2 separate regions of the Homo sapiens genome follow, and region 2 is linked to region 1. The links are chromatin loops, found by intact Hi-C in ENCODE. Cell type or tissue: GM12878. All regions are shown on one strand. Each heading gives the region's core, and the rest is flanking DNA. Links, peaks and the distances in the headings are about the cores only. Region 1 overlaps LOC101927314 (a long non-coding RNA gene). Region 2 has its middle 46 kb from the start of MIR2113.

Region 1 (8,307 bases), core at 2,054-4,553:
TATCTACTAGCTTCCATTCTCCACTGTTCTAGAGTTTCTTAAAGGTGTTAACTCACATATTTTCAGGTTTAGTTGAACAGATGCCCACATGGGATTACACCAGAGAAATTCAACTGCAGAAAGCAAGATAGCAGGGCTAACTGCATGGGTGTTGATCTATGCCCTCACAGGCACCCACACTTTGAAGGTCCTAATGCTTGTTGCTCTTACTGTTTCAAAATTCATAATTATTTATGAACAAAAGAACTTGTGTTTTAATTTTCCACTGGACCCCTGCAAATTATGTAGCTGGCTTTGCCGGAGGCACAGAGTGGCCCTGAGGTGAGGGGCTTCCTGAAAGCAGTTGTCTCCCATATCAAAAGTTGCAGTAAAACAGTGAGCCAAGATAATGTGAAGTAAGACTTAAGAGGTATCCAGGACACATCCTGTGTCTTGCATCTATATCTGCGTGTCTGTGTTTCAAGACATGTGAGTCTGGGGCCTCTCTGCTTAGGGCAGTCCTTGAGGGCAACCATGTAGGCCATGATTCAGGCCTGGTGTGCTGGTTCCTCAGATTAAATGTGAGCGTGAGGTTATAAGCATTTCTGAATAAGCCTTCTCCTGTCTTCTCTGCACCTCCCTCCACCCCCAATTTTGAATTGAGGGGCTTATCCCTAAAATCAGCTGGGAAGATACTCCACCAACGTGGGGGAAGCACATATGGACGGGTAGGCCAGGAAGAACACCACTTTTGTTTGCCTGTTTCTTTTCTTAATGTGGTGATTGCTGTTCCAACCCAGAGCTTCGAGGAAGGAAGGGAAGCACATCCACAAAAAATGATTTAAGTAATTTACCGATATGTATGTCTTTTCTATAACATGTTTTTGCTATCTCTTATGTACCACTAAGGAATCTAAAGAAAAAGGTACAATTTGGGTGTATAATCTGAAATGCGCTATATTCAACTTGCTATTATATTTTTACTGGACAAATACTTTTGTCAGCTTTTAAATATCAAGGATCTGGGAGTGTTCTGATTGGTTCTAAGGTAAACTTTTGTTTTTGAGAAACAACAGAAGAAAAGGCTAGAAGCACAAAGTGAAAAGAATACATTTTATGAAAGAATAAAAAACACTGAAGTACTCCTATAAGATGTAGAAAATAGTCTCAAAAGGGCAGATCTAAGCATTATTGGCCTTAGGTAACAAATGCTTGTGAGGATGTGGTGAAAGGGAACTCTTGTACACTGTTGATGGGAATGTAAATTAGTACAACCACTATGGAGGACAGCTTGGAGCTTCCTCAAAAAACTAAAAATTGAGCTTCCATATGATTCAGCAGTTCCACTGCTGGGTATATACACAAAAGAAATGAAATCAGTTTGAAGAGAATCTGCACTCCCTATGTTTGTTGCAGTACTGGTTACAATAGCTGAGATTTAGAAGCAACCTAAGTGTCCATCAACCAAGGAATGGATACAGAAAATGTGGTACATATACACAATGGAGTACTATTCAGTCATAAAAAGAACGAGATCCAGTCATCATTATGTTAAGTGAAATTAGCAAGTCACTGAAAGACAAACATCTCATGTTCTCCCTTATTTGTGGGATCTTAAAAACAAAAAAATTGAACTCATGGACATAGAGAGTAGAAGGATGGTTAGTAGAGACTGGGAGGGTAGCGGGGACCCAGGGGCAGGTAGAGATGGTTAATGGGTACAAATAAAATAGTAGGAATAGAAGGAATGTAAAATAGTAGGAATAGAGGTAACAGTAGAAATAGAAGGAATGATTAAGACCTACTATTTGCTAGCACAATAGGATGACTATAGTCAATAATAACTTAATTGTACATTTTAAAATAAAGAGTGTAATTGGATTGTTTGTAACTCAGAAGATAGATGTTCAAGGGGATGGATACCCCATTCTCCATGATGTGCTTATTTCACGTTGCATTCCTGTATCAAAACATCTCATGTACCCCAAAATATATAGACCTACTATATATTCACAAATTTAAAAAATAGGAAAAAAATTTGAAATAATACATTTCATTTTTTTTCTTAGGTGACAATTGCCCCACAAGTTAAGGCATTGTCAAATAGTGTTTTTTATGGCTCAAAATCTGTAATGCAACACAGGGAGGGTTTCTAAGCTCTTCAATCAGAATTATCTAGCAAGCTAAATATGAATATGAACCCAGCCCAATATTTTGCTCATTGAATTGACAGTACTAGTTTTGGAATTTCAGTTGTAATTGAACTCTGAAGATAATCATTATCAATTTCTTTTCTCCCCACTCTACCCCCTTTTTCTTAGTATGAAACTATGAAGAAATGGGGATGACAAATGATAATTGTTTAGGACTATTTTTTTAATAGTCAAAAAAATAAATAAAACTATGTACATTTCATTGGATTATGGAAACAGTTACTGTTTAAGTGTTTCTTTTGTGAGTGTCTCTAGTTTACATGTATTCAATTTACAAGTAAATCATTGTGAAAAGAAAGTTGAAAGGATTTAATAAGATTTTGTTCATGTTAACATGTACAAATAATGTGTTTATATGCATATGCAGGGTACAAATGCATATGTTTATATGTGTATAAACACATAAATAAAAACAGGAATGATTCAAGCACAGGAATATGAAAGGCTATTATTGTTTTTGGGTGGTGTTTCTTCTCCAAAGAGGCAAATAGCTACATTCCACTGAACACCTGATTTTTCTTTGTGTCATTGTTGTAAATTAACTTGTTGTGATGATCTACATAAAAACTGATGACAAATTATTTTTGAAAAATGTGGACACATTCATCATGATCAGTTGTGATCAGCTGGAGTGAAGATATTCTTTGAAAATGAGGTGTTTTAAATTAAGATGCTTAAAAAGTACAAATAACAAAAGCCAACTGAGCAAAACCTCCAGCTTTTCAGACTTGGTATGTGAATGTGTCCATTTTTAATGAGGAAAATGAGGTCAGCATCAGTTGGGAACTTTCAGGAGAACACAGTGTACTGTACCAATTAGTGAGTCTTCTCAGGAGGCCGCAGTGACACAATTCTTTATCCTGCTGCCAGGTGGCGCTGTGCAGTAGTAGGTACAGTCTTGCACACTGCATAAAATGTCTGCTCCTGACATGGCAGTTTAATTGTATTACTAACCTGGTAACTGATTCTACTGGAAGTGTGAAAATAAACTTATTTTCCAAAGTTCCAAAATTCCAAATCATCTCTGTATAACTCTAGTTTAATCGGTCTAAATCCTCACTTTCGGTGGCAAGCTTCTGTGCTAGTGAATAAATCTTAAAAGACTAGATAAAAGACTCATGGTTTCCAAAAGCACTGTCTTTCATTATAACTGGTGCTTATGCCTTATAAACCCTCTGCTTTGAATTTAAATAAAGCAGTATTAAAATAAAACTCTTTTGTTGCAATAGAATGCTTTTTACTTTGGAAGAGTTAGACCAGAAGGAATTTAAAGGCAATGAATAGAAGAAATATCTTATAGCATTAGTTTAACATGTGTAAGCACACACTTTAATTTTTTTTAAGAAAAGACTTCTATTTAATTTTTTTTTCAAAAAATCTATTTTTGCCCATTTATTCCCCCAAGGATAGTTACAATCATTCTTAAAATGGTCAACTTTCTGTTTTTTTTTTTCTTTTGACGTGATGTAATTTGGTTCTTTTTCTTTGTTATGATAATGACCTGACTTCAAAATTACTCTTAAATCAATCTTCAGATAGGAAGTTCCCCAGCCCAATGCAGTTGGCATATATTAGATCCAAAATTATTTTAAATGTTTGATTTATTTGATTGCCATTACAAATTTAAATCCCCAAATTGTGTAAATGTATAAGGCAAATGTGCTCTTTGAGTGTGAAACACCTATCAGAAATATGATGTTTTGGGTTTTTAAGAGATGACATTTAAAAAATGTGAACGTTTTTGCAATCTATGTGAAACAGGACAGTTTTTCCTGTTGTCAACCGTATCTTTTCATGTTACAGAGTCATCTAGGCATTACAATGGTTAACAAAACAGGTGAATTTATAGATGTATCTTGATTGTATTGGTATTTATAAAGTCCCACGGTTTATAGAAAAAATTTCCAGAGAGAGGGGGCCATATTTAGCTGTAATTATTAAGTTTTTCATGCAAAATTTATTATGGCACTATGAGGAACTCGGAGTAGTATGAATGTGTGAATCAGTTTCATAGTGTTTGAAAGGAGAAATATTTTTATTGAATGTTAATTGGTGGGGACATATTTCTTAGAGTGGTTCTTATTGAATATCCATAATATGGTGGGGGTAGTTGAAATCAACTACCAGTTGGGCAAGAGTTGTGGCTTCAAGGAGATTTTACTTTAATTGATGACAGAAAATTCTATTTTGAAGGGAGTGTCATAGAAATAAAAGATGCTTATTAAAGAGTTACTGGGAGCAGTATAAATATTTTACAATAAAATGGAAGCTTAGCAAAGTACTGACATATCCCTATAATATGCTACTTTAACATCATGTTTTTAAGAATATATAATGGTATGGATAAATGCTCACCATTTATAATTGCAAAAAAAAGGTAGGCTATAAAAGGGCATATAATCTTTCTCCCTAACAACACACACATACGATAAACCCAATTTCATATTAAATAACAATAAAATATACATTAAAAAGATTTAAATATTTTCATCAAAATGTTAAAAGCAATTTTTTTTCTGGGTAGTAGGATTTTGAATGACTTTTTTTCTTCACATTTTGTGCTCTGGAAAATTTTCTTCACTACATGTATTATTTTTAAGTTATGAAAAATGCATTTTCTTTTTAAAAAGTAACAAAAATTATAGTATTATGTTCAGAAGTGCAAGATTTTGCACTTTTGCAACAGTTTGCAACATGCAAACATTTTATTGTCAATATATTTTATGAAACTGATAAAAAAATCTGGTTCTTTGCAATGCTGATATGTAATCTCCTCATTACCCTGAACCTGGGCTAAATTTTTACTCTGCGATATCTAACGGGCACTATTTTATATATTCATACCTTTTTAAAGATCTTTAGTTGCAATACATTTTGGATGTCTTGATAAGTAAATTTCTTTTATGTAGTTTTAAACACAAGCTTAATTTTGCCTTTCCACTGATTCATAATATATAGGCGAGGAGAGACAAAAAGTGGCATGAATAAATGTGCCTAAGGAAATCCTATTAAATGCTGGTTTCTAGGCTTCATTTTGTACTAATTGGCATCATTTTTCGAGCACTCACTGTGTGCCTGGCATTGTGCTAAGAGCATTTTAAAATACTTTATTTCATTCCCATGTTAACTCATGTTTGAGTTCATATTGTTCATATTGTTATTTCTATTTTATAGGCAAGTAATTGGGTCTTGGAAAGCTAATGGTTTACCAGAGGTCACAGAATCTGAGACTCTTTTTAGACTTAAAAATCTATGCTTTCTAATTGTAAATTAATCAGTTGTTTTACCACATAAATTACTTTCTAGGATTTAATTATTTTCTCATATTTAAAGTATAGGACTTGGATGAGGTTGCGGGGGTAAGAGGGTGGTGCTAAAACTCTTCCTAATAAGAGCTACTTTAAATTTTTCCAAAATTTTATGTTTGTATTTGGGGCTAAACCAAGTGTACTGATTAACAAGTTGTTGAGAGTGAAAAAAGCTTGGAAATTGAACAGATAGGTATACTTTTTACATTGTTAGTAGATAGGAAGTGACTGTCTAAGATCTCTGGATCCTCTAGGGAACTTTCAGACAATACTAGTTAGTGATTCTCATGTACCTTTTACTGGCCAAAATATATGTTAGTTAGCCTTCTGTTTTTTTAAAAAATGTTTGAGGTCTGTTTTAAAGAGTGTCTGTAAGAAGGATATAGCAGTAATAAGAGGGATTAGTTACAAGTAGGTAAGGGCAGAATTATTTATTTGTTACAAAAAGTCCAATAACGTTTAAAGGCAATGATTGTCAGGTTAGAAAACAATTCATCATAGTGAAAAAAGTAATGCAATGAAAGGAGAAATAATAGAATCTCATAATGGGAGAATAGACTCTATATTTGAAAATATTTTGCTGAGAGCACCCTGATACCAGGAACAGATGAAGTGAGTGACCTCACAGGGCTTTTCTAATTTCTGTGATTCCGTAACGGAGCACTCTGAAGGTACCTTGCTTATGACATTTCTGGATTTACATTTTACCACATAATGAACTGCTGAATGATTTTGGTTGAAACAGTTTCCATATTATTGGACGAGTCACCTCATTATTGAATGGAACAACTTCACAAAGATTAAAACTGGAACTTGACTATAATGATTTTCTAAGTTCATTTTATAATCAGTGATGCAATGCTTCATATTCATATTCATAAATATAAAAGGTTTTGGGGACTCTACATGTCAATATCATATGCCATTAAACTTATGCAATTTATTTTTATAAAATACAAAAAATGACCAGAATGATATGGAAACTATAGAGTGCATATTTCCTTTTTATTAGTACTTTTTTCCTCCCATCTCATACAGCGCCCAATTTAGGGCAAAGACAAAACGAAAGTGTATCTTGAATATGCATCACAGGTTCCAAAAATGAAAAGAAATTGGATTTGGATAGCACTTACTCAATAGACAGATATGATACATGGTAAGAAGGTGCACTGTCTGCCCTGTGATAGATTAAACTACTTTGTAGGAAAATTACTGTGAGCCAGTCACCACCACCACCGTGGCTAAATCTTTAATAAAATTCTCTTCCATATTCAGGAGTGAGGTATGAAGTACACAATAAGCAAAGTGAAGTAGAGTGCCATTTATCAAACACCGACCAGGTCTGTAATCTTCTGCTTTATCCTTTCTTTGTACTTTATTTCTTTATTGTTACAAGGAGGGATATTTACCCAGAGCAGTGGGCATGAAGCCCTGATAAACCTCCTCCTTCCTGTCTTTCCCCTTTTCTTACTCCTTTTCGTCAGCCTTGTCAGTATAATTTGTTTCCTTCTAGGTGGTCTTTTGCTTGTTTGGCATTCTTTTTTCTCTTCTTTTCTCTGCCTTTCTTTGAAATGTGCATTCATGATATGGGAAATGACACCAAAACTACAGGAAAATGCAATGGGAATGCTAACAACTACAATGAAGGACTGTCCAGGATGCATTCGGTAATGACTTTGAATGCCTCTTGGCAAGATAGCAGTATTAAAATGTTGTAGACAGCCCCTGGGTGGCAGTGCACAGCCGGTCCTGATGCCATCAAAAGCATTTTCAAAGTAAAGATTTTATATGTGGGTGTATGTGTATATGTGTAATATATATATGTATGTAATATATATGTTATATATGATGTATGTATGTATATGTAATATATGTATGTTTCTATATATGACATGAGTATGTGTTATATGTATATTTGTGTGTGATATATATACATGTATCTATGATGTAGATATGTAATATGTTGTATAAAATATATTTTATTATATATATACACACACAATGCATTTTTACCCAGCTGCTCCCAAACTAAAGAATTTAAAAGTAGCTTTCTATTTGAAAGATACAAATGCTCTATCTAATTTATCTCTTATTTCTTAAGTACAATAATGATAATTTTGCTAAAAATGATTTTCATGTTTAAAAATCATATACTGAAAAGGTCCTAGATATTCTGGCCATGTGATAATGTCTGAAATGTCTTTGAAACCATGCAGATATAGGTACAGATGCAGAAGCGTCTAGAGGGTAGTGAGAATGTGGCTGGAGGTATTTTGTGCCCCTCAATCTGCACACTGCCAGTCTATACAGCAGCCTTGGGGGTAAATTATTTTTAGTACTATTATAACCCTTTTTTATTGTTTGAATAGCAGTTTTATGACAAAACATTTATAGTCAGGCTGTCTTTGTACTTGACTGAAAGAGAGCAATCATGGAGAGTGATAAGGCAACAATGGTAATGATAACTGCATTTATAAAGATGTACAGAATTTAAATGGGTGTGCTAAAATAGACTGGCGGTAGTTCTCTATCTGTACTTGGAGCAGAGATGGGCACAATTCTTGTGGCAGAGATGCTTTTGTTATTTGGGGCAGATGACAGAGAGAGAGAGAGTGTGTGTGTGTGTGTGTCTGCGTGCATGCACACACATGTGCATGCTTTCCTTTGTCATTGTTTCTTCCTTTCAGTTAAATGCACCTGATATGTAGTTGTAGGGTTAGTAATAACAAACAGATAAATATCCTATATTCAGATTGACAATTATCATGATTTTGTGAGATTATGATAAAATGCAACTGCATTTCTGC
Region 2 (8,307 bases), core at 3,110-5,609, 480 kb after region 1:
TTTTAAAAAGCTCATTTCAATTTTGTTAAAAATTTTAAAAATAATTTAAATTAAAATGTGTTCTTACTACAAATAATCCAATGTTTTCATCAATGCTACTTAGGAATATAATATTACCCCAACTCAGTTGTCAGTAAAAATGACAATTACAGTGCTTGGTGCCTACATGATTCCCTGGTGGTACCTTAGGGAGCTGAGTGACTCAAGGCAGCCAGTGCATCTTGTAGCACCACTGGATGTGCTCCACTCACACTCTTTTGCCCAATGTAAAACTAAATGTAAAACAGAAAAATGACATTCCCTTTAGTGTTAGAAGCAGTATGTATAAGCCTATGTAGTGCAAAAAGTGTTTTCAGATGTGTTCTGTAGATACTGCATTTCAGTCTCTGCCACGTGGGAGTGCTTCTAGAGATTTTCATTGTCTTTTCCAGAAGGAAAGCACTAAATGCCACCTTTTTTTCTGCACAGTTGTTATGCTTCTCAGTGTCTAATTCCCAGGAAACTGCAGAAACACCAACAGTATCTGTCCCATGATATAGTTTGGTGGGACAGAATTTATTCTGCCCTTTTGCCATTTTGATAACGGATATAAATATAATATATACGCAGGATTTTAAAATGGTGTAGGAGATGGATACATTTTTATGATTTGACACTATTGACAATGAAGAAATTTTGTTTCTCGGAAATTCATGCAAACTACTGCAGTCTTGAAAGTTCTCAGATTCTAGAGGTCAAATTATCTTATACATTTTAGGTAAAAGGGCTGATTAGGTTGCCCCTGAGGGCTAGTATTCCTGAAAGCAACATTTAGAAGGTTTAAAATTCAAGATGCTTCTTGCAGAAACAACTGAGTTTTCTGAGAGCTTCTTCAGCCTCATGTTATGCAGGTAGAGTGCACTTGAAGAATACCCCTGAACAGATTCTTTCATGGTGGTTTTTTTTTTTTTTTTTTTTTTTTTTTAATACAGTGCCTGTATATATCTGGTAGGATACTCAAAAGACACTCCTTTTAAGTATGTCATTTAAATTTGATAAAACTACACAAAGAGATTGGTCTCAGGACTGTATTGATGTACATAGTATTTTTGTTATATAACTAGTACTATGTCCATATTAAAGTAATAGAACAGAGATGGCAGAAACAGAAAGGGAATTTAATGCATAAGCTCTGTACCTTGTTAACTTCACGTATAAATTGAAACTCTGTAGTGTCCTGAAAAGTCTCAGATGCAAATTCAAATTTAATAACTGAATTTTCCCCCAGGCCCTGTTAATTTCACAAGGAAAAATTGCAGCATACATTAGACAACTGTATACACACAGTGACAATTTTTACAAGTCTATGAGCAATTCCGTTCTTATTGTAATTTAAACAACCTATTAATTAGCTAATGAAAGTATATTATTGACAATGGATTCTATCTCCTGTAATCAGACTCAAACTGGAAGTGTCTCAAGGGAGAGTGAGGCATGGAGGAAGAATTCAAAGAGTGTTTCAGGTTAGTAACAGTCAGAGGTGATTTTTAAGTGTTTACTGCACCTCCTTCTAACACATACACACAAAGTACTTATCAGAATGGTTACCCATCTAGTCAGACTGGCTGCCAACAAGTCTCAGTACATTTGGCTCATTATTGGTTCTGCTATCAATGGGTATCTCTTCCTCAAAAGAAAAACTTAAGTAAATAGCATTTAAATATTATCAGAAGATAGGAAGGGAAAAGTTTATTTTCACATCAAATCATGCACAGTTTCTGGATGCTGACATCTACTCTTTATTACATCAGACATCCAGTGGTAAAGGTTTCATCCAATGGGTCTATTCATCATCGTCCTTTGGTGAAAGTGTTTCTGTAATCCTCATTGTAGGCTGCTCTTAACAGACCTTTCATCGCCCTCTATGTTTGGCCCATCGATTGCCTAGTCTAGTACCATGCCATAGTCTATAAAACTCTTTAGAAATGATTTTTTTGACAAAGAGAAGTATGGGAATTTCACTCCAAATGTGGTTGGGTAATACAGTGCAAGGTCCTATAGCAATAAAAAGTCAGTTGGTTTCAGATTGTCTTACAGAATCTAACCCAGAGTAAGTGATTAGTTTGTTGAATGGAGGCATCATCTGTGGAAAACCAGAGTGTGCTAGACAGCCTTTGATTCTTTTCTAAGAGAAACTCACTATTTAAGATGTTTTCTTTAAGACTTCGTTGACTAGACTAGAAACACGTATGCCTCACTACTCAGGGCAAATTCTTTCTAGCCTAAGTGTCTTGCCACCTCTCCTTAGAAGTGGGTGGATTGCTCTTTCCAAATCTTTGCTTTTGATATAAGAAGCAATGGAGATAAGAAATCAAAAATAAACATTAGAAATATACCTAAATGTAAAACAAAAACTAAATACCCAAATAAGAGACAAAAGCTCCCTCAGCTATGAGATATGACTCTATTTTCTGGAGCTTACAAGAGAACTAGTTTCATTTAGCATTTCAGTATGTTTATTCACTTTTAAAAATTATGTCATCTTGCAGAGAATTTGTGTGATAATGTCTGTTTTAACATCATGCAACCGTTAGTTCACAGTTCACAAAATTTCTAGAATAGAGATCAGTAATTTTTGTCTGTAAAGAGCCAGGTAGAATATCTTTTGAGCATTGTGGGACAGAGAGTATTTGTGGCAACTACTGAGTATTGCCTTTGTAGTCTAAGAGTAGCCAATATGAAAAAGAATGACAATATGCAAAAGAATGGGTGTAGCTGTGTTCCAATAAACTATACTTTATAAACACAGACTGTAGGCCAGATTTATTTTGGACGTCATTGTTTGCAGACCCAGAATCTAGAATGTGACATGAAGTCTGGCCTTAGAGACAGAATTCACTATCCTTTGCCTGCTAAATTTCAGCCAGAAATAATGCTCCCTTTCTGGAATTCACTTCTGAAATGAATATATAAACAAAATTCAGTGACACAAAGTGATGTTGTTTTCTTACATTCCAACCTGACAGCTCCCATGGGTGGAAGGGGGAAAGGGAAATTTATTATTGTTTTAATATTTAGCTTCTTCATAATATTATATAAGAAACACATTTATGGTATAAAGTGGTGTGGTTAACTAGGAAGACAAGCATGTAATTGTCATACTGAAATGCGCAGAAGTAGCTAGATATTTTTTATTTAGTAGTTACACCCATTAAGTAAATCAGTGGTGTAGGACAGATGCAGCATTGGATCGATCCCACTCCAGTAGAATAAAAGGGATTTTTTAACCTGTACATTACACAGTGTCACATTAAATGAAGTTATTGCTACATCAGGTGACACAGAAGAAACTGATATTACATGACCTGATGCAAATTCAAATGGAAAATTTGGAGCATACAAATGGATTAAACACCCTTGAAAATCAGGTAGAGTACAATTCCAGAGGATTTCAGGTCATTCAGAAATGCTATTACCTCCCAGCTAAGAAATGTCGACTGTTTTGTTAGTGATCACACTGAAGCATGAAATTGGGGAGGAAGACTGTTAATGGGTCAGTTAAGGTAAGAATTCCGAAATATTATTTTAAGGTGGAATGTTGTGACAAATATGTGGCAAAATGTAAAATTACCTCTCAGAAAAATCTGTGTTTATTTTCAGTCACTGTTTATAGTATGGAAAATGTATTTTGACTGGAAAATCCCACTTGAAAAGTTCTTACCCTAAAAAACTCACAGACCTTATCAGAGTAAGTCTATCACTGTCCTTACACACTACCACTTTCTTCTTGGAAAACAACTTATATACCATATAAAATGTATACTTTTTTTTCTAAAAATAGCATTTTATAGTGCTTTAGAAAGAGGTTTTCTTTTTCCTTTATATTATAAAACTACTTATGAACATATAATAGAGGGATGAGTTAACAAATGTGTTAAAGCTGGAGTTTGCAAACACAAGTTAGCCAATAAAGGTTTCCTATCTGGTAAACTCTACTGATGAAAAAGTCTTAACTGTAATAGATAGTTGCCAATCAGATGAATTAAACTTTAAAAAAATATAGGTTTTAAATACATAATGTCAGATTACTTAACTGAAACTACTTTCTTTAATTTCCTTTAAGAAAAGAATTGCTTGATTTTTCTCCTCTCTTCAGTTTTGTGTGTGTGTGCGTGTGTGTGTGTAAATCAAGGAATTATTCGATTTTTAAAATGAAGCCAATAATAATTGAAGATTTATTAGTTGGTGCATGTTATATTGATACGGGAATGCTGGCAAGGGAAGAGCATGGTTCCTTTAAATGATACGGAATCGGGGAAGGGAAGTTCTGGAGAGAAAGGTGGGTCCCTGGCTAGGGCTCCACCCCCAGGGACCTAGGTGAGCACAGGCATTTCCTGCCCAAATGTATTTCCCAAGACCACCCGGACCTGCCACGCCCTCATCAGGGGCCTATAAAAACGCGAGACGCTGGTGTGCAGACACACAGGTGGCCATACCTCCAGAGAAGTACTTCAGCGGTAGAAGACTCAAGCGGCTGGTCCTCCAGAGGACCTCGAGAGGAGCATGTTGGCAGAAAAACACACCGACAGACATCTGCACGCCTGCAGGCCATTGATTGAGGGGACTAGGCGGAGTTTGGCCGGGGCTGTTGGAGGAGAGCCGGGGCCACCTAGCGGCCCAATTCCAGGGGAAAATCGTCTGCCTCTGGCTCCTCCATCAGCTGAGAGCTACTTCCACTCAATAAAACTTTGTACTCTTTCTCCAGTCCCGCATGTGATCCGATTCTTCCGGTACACCAAGGCAAGAACCCGGGATACAGAAAGCCCTCTGTCCTTGCGACAAGGTAGAGGTTCTAATTGAGCGGACTTACACAAGACACCTATAGACGGCAAATTAAAAGAGCACCCTGTAACACACGCCCACTGGGGCTTCAGGAGCTGTAAACGTTCACCCCTAGACACTGCCGTGGAGTCAAGAGCCCCACAGCCTGCCCATCTGTATGCTCCCCTAGAAGTTTGAGCAGCGGGGCACTGAAGAAGCAAGCCACACCCACATCGCACGCCCTGCGAGGGGGATGACGGAACCTTTCCCGTTTCAATATGACCATAGGTATTTAAATGGTTTTTAATAAAAGATATTTACTGTGGGAAATTAGAACCATCCAGATCTTTAAACGTAATGCATAGGAAATAGATGGTGAAAATATTGGTAGAAAGTTATAAAATCTTTACTACTAAAATTTAAATGATTTATTTTAAGAAATGCATTTAACAACAGATTATATGGCTGCTTTCTTCATTTACTACATTTGTAGCACTTATTACCTGTGCTTTGTGTTATCAGTAGTAAGTGGCCATACTTTTCACTTTGAGGGCACAGAGTGTTTTTTCACCTTTTTAATCCTAACTACTGCCCATTCATCTAAACACCAAAGTCTCTTGGCCAGTGTCCTTTCAGACGTCATAGATGCAAAATAAATGTATTTTTGAATGAGTGAATGTAGTAAAGGAGGCATACCTGTGTATAATGCTCTCTCCAGAGATGATACCATGAAATTACTTTCTAAGGGGTACTTTTAGGTCTTTAATAATCAAATTCATTAACCTGCTAAGTAACACTACTCTAAAATAATGTAATCAGTGAGCCAGTTTAGCATACTTTAAATTTGTGCATAAAAACAATTATGGAATATCCCCATTTTTAATTCTTAATATACTTAAATAATTGGTTCTTTAGTTTTCACATTTATGTATTTCTTAGCTTGTTTAATACCGTATTTTTAAAATTTTTCTGTGCTATAATTCTTACATAAATTTCTTTTAAAAGCACATTATTAACAATTGCTACGACTTTGAAATGCATTTTTTTTGAAATGGGTATCTGTTATTCAAAATAATAGTTGAAATATAGAGAGCCTTTATATTTCAAAATATTAACCTTTCACTGAATTGATTAAAAGCATATAATATGACTTTGAAGTATTTTGAAAACCTTGCTGCAGAAAATCAATTGAATTATTTTTTTGTTTGGTAATGTAAAACAGTTGCTTCAGTTTTCAAATACCAAGATTATCCTGTGCACTCTGCCAATGAATAGATTGAGTAGAAAACATAGGCTGTAGAGAGGAATCATTAATAAGAAAGAATCAAAAACAAAGGAAAGTAAGTGGGTTAATTACGGTAAATATGATTTAAGCATCTGTTTAGGCTATCAGGGAATACAAAAGGGAATTTGAGAGATATTAAAATTTAAACCCAAACTAACAAAATGCAAATAAGGACAGAATTTTTTTCACAGCATAATGAGCATTTATTAAATATTATTTTTATTTAAATGCAGAGAGATGGGCAGTAAGTAGCATTTACGTTTTTTTCTTTTTCTTTTTTTAAGATAAAATGAATTATCTTACCTAAACCCCTTATCGTGTCAGCTGCCACAATATCAAGCCACAAAAATGTGATCATAAAACCAAGGCACACAAGTTTAAAAACACAAGGTTGGAAAAAGTATTCAGGGCACAACATGAAGCATTTTCAGTATGTCTGTTCTACATTTTTAAGTATCATATTGCAGGAAATTTTTTTACGTTTTGCTCAATGTTATAAAATTATTTATAGTCATAGTATTTATGATGAGAGATTTTAACCTTTGAAATTTCTACTCTTTAATTGGATTTAACATTTTCTTTGTGGTCAATTATCTGATTGATTTTCTTTTGTGTTCCATGGATGTATTAATATTTCATGGGCATTCTTTTAATCTATTTAAATCATTTTATTTATTATATAATAAATTTATTCTGGGTACTTAAAATTTTTAAATTGATCTGCTTGATTCTCAAACATAGTCTTCCTAAGGAGCATATCTGATACTTCCTGCTCCCTGTAGAATTCTTGGGTGGCTTCAAACTACCAACAGAATAAAATCTAAATTTTCTTTCATGACAGAAAAAGGCCCCTTATCTCCCTCATTTCTTTCAGCTTTCCATTGTGCACCCATATCTAACATATTATCAGCTGATCCATAGTGAAAAATCCTATGTTTCCCAAATTTGGTCTGCTCCATCACACTGCTGGTGTTCCTTCACACCACTGTATCTTTGTACATTTTCCCTTTACCTGTAAGTATTTTCCCTAAGTACATCTGGCTAAATTAGAGTCATAATTCAAAATTCATTTTATTAATAATCTCTGGTACTTCTCCAATGTTTTTACTTTATTTCAATTGACAAACATTGTATATATTTATTATGTACAAAATATTTTGAAATATATATATTTGTGGAATGGCTAAATTGAGCTAATTAACATATACATTACCTCACAGGTTTATCATTTTTTGGTAATAAGAACATTTAAAATTGACTCTGTTAGCAATTTGTAAGAATGCAATACATTGTTATTAACCATGTTGCACAATAGATTTCTTGAACTTACTCCTCCGATCTACTTGAAATTTGGATGGATGGTATCCTTTTACCATCATCTCCCTAGCCCACCCTTCTTCTCTCCTCCTGGCCCCATGTAACCACCATTCTGCTCTCTGCTTCTATGTGTTTGACTGTTTTAGATTCAACATATCAGTGAAATCATACAGTATTTGTCCTTCTATGCCTGGCTTATTTCACTTAATATAATGTCCTCCAGGCTCACCCATGTTGTTTCAAATGACAGGATTTTCTTTTTTTATAAGGTTGAATAGTATTCCATTGTGTGTGTGTGTGTGTGTATAATACAATGTGATATATATATATATATATATATAAAATACAATGTGATTATATATCACATCTTCTTTATCTGTTTGATAGATGTGAAAAGATATATCACATCTTTATCTATCTATCTGTGTATAAATATCACATTATCTGTTCATCCATTGCTGGACACTTAGGTTGATTTCATATCTTGGCTATTGTGAATAATGCTGCAATAAACAAAGGAGTGCAGATACCTCTTCAACATGCTGAGCTCATTTCCTTTGGATATATACCAATCACTGGGGTTGCTGGATTGTATGTCAGTTCTACTTTTCATTTGCTGAGGAACCTCCACACAGTTTTCCATAATGACTATACTAATTTAAATTTCCACCAATACTGTGTAAGAGTTCCCTTTTCTCCATATCCTCACCAACACTTATCTTTTGTCTTTCTGACAACAGCCATTCTAACTTGCATCTATTGGATGACTATTGATATTGAGCATTTTTTCCCATATACTTGTTGTCCATTTGTATGTCTTCTTTTGAGAAATGTATATTCAGATCCTTTGCCATTTTTAAAATTGTGTTATTTGTTTTCTTGCTAGTGAGTTAAATTTTTTTATA

Evidence for each region. Hi-C counts contacts between places; a loop is a spot of excess contacts. Peaks named below come from ENCODE experiments on the same cell type or tissue, not always from the same donor. Only the 100,000 strongest peaks of a DNase experiment are listed, where the experiment ranks them.
Region 2: a loop joins it to region 1, with 4 times the contacts of the local background. A loop is called at or near these places in 4 of 110 quality-filtered maps.

The regions. Positions count from the first base shown.
Region 1 is chr6:97,494,862-97,503,168 of GRCh38, forward strand. All of the region lies in intron 1 of LOC101927314 (a long non-coding RNA gene), which reads left to right. Among named protein-coding and RNA genes, the nearest start is that of MMS22L, 220 kb to the left of the region's middle. In GM12878, for the core only: a CTCF peak has its summit at 3,057; a DNase peak (open chromatin) is centred at 3,140.
Region 2 is chr6:97,974,546-97,982,852 of GRCh38, forward strand. No RefSeq gene overlaps it. Among named protein-coding and RNA genes, the nearest start is that of MIR2113, 46 kb to the right of the region's middle. In GM12878, for the core only: a CTCF peak has its summit at 4,653 (motif pointing left); no DNase peak of the experiment used is centred there.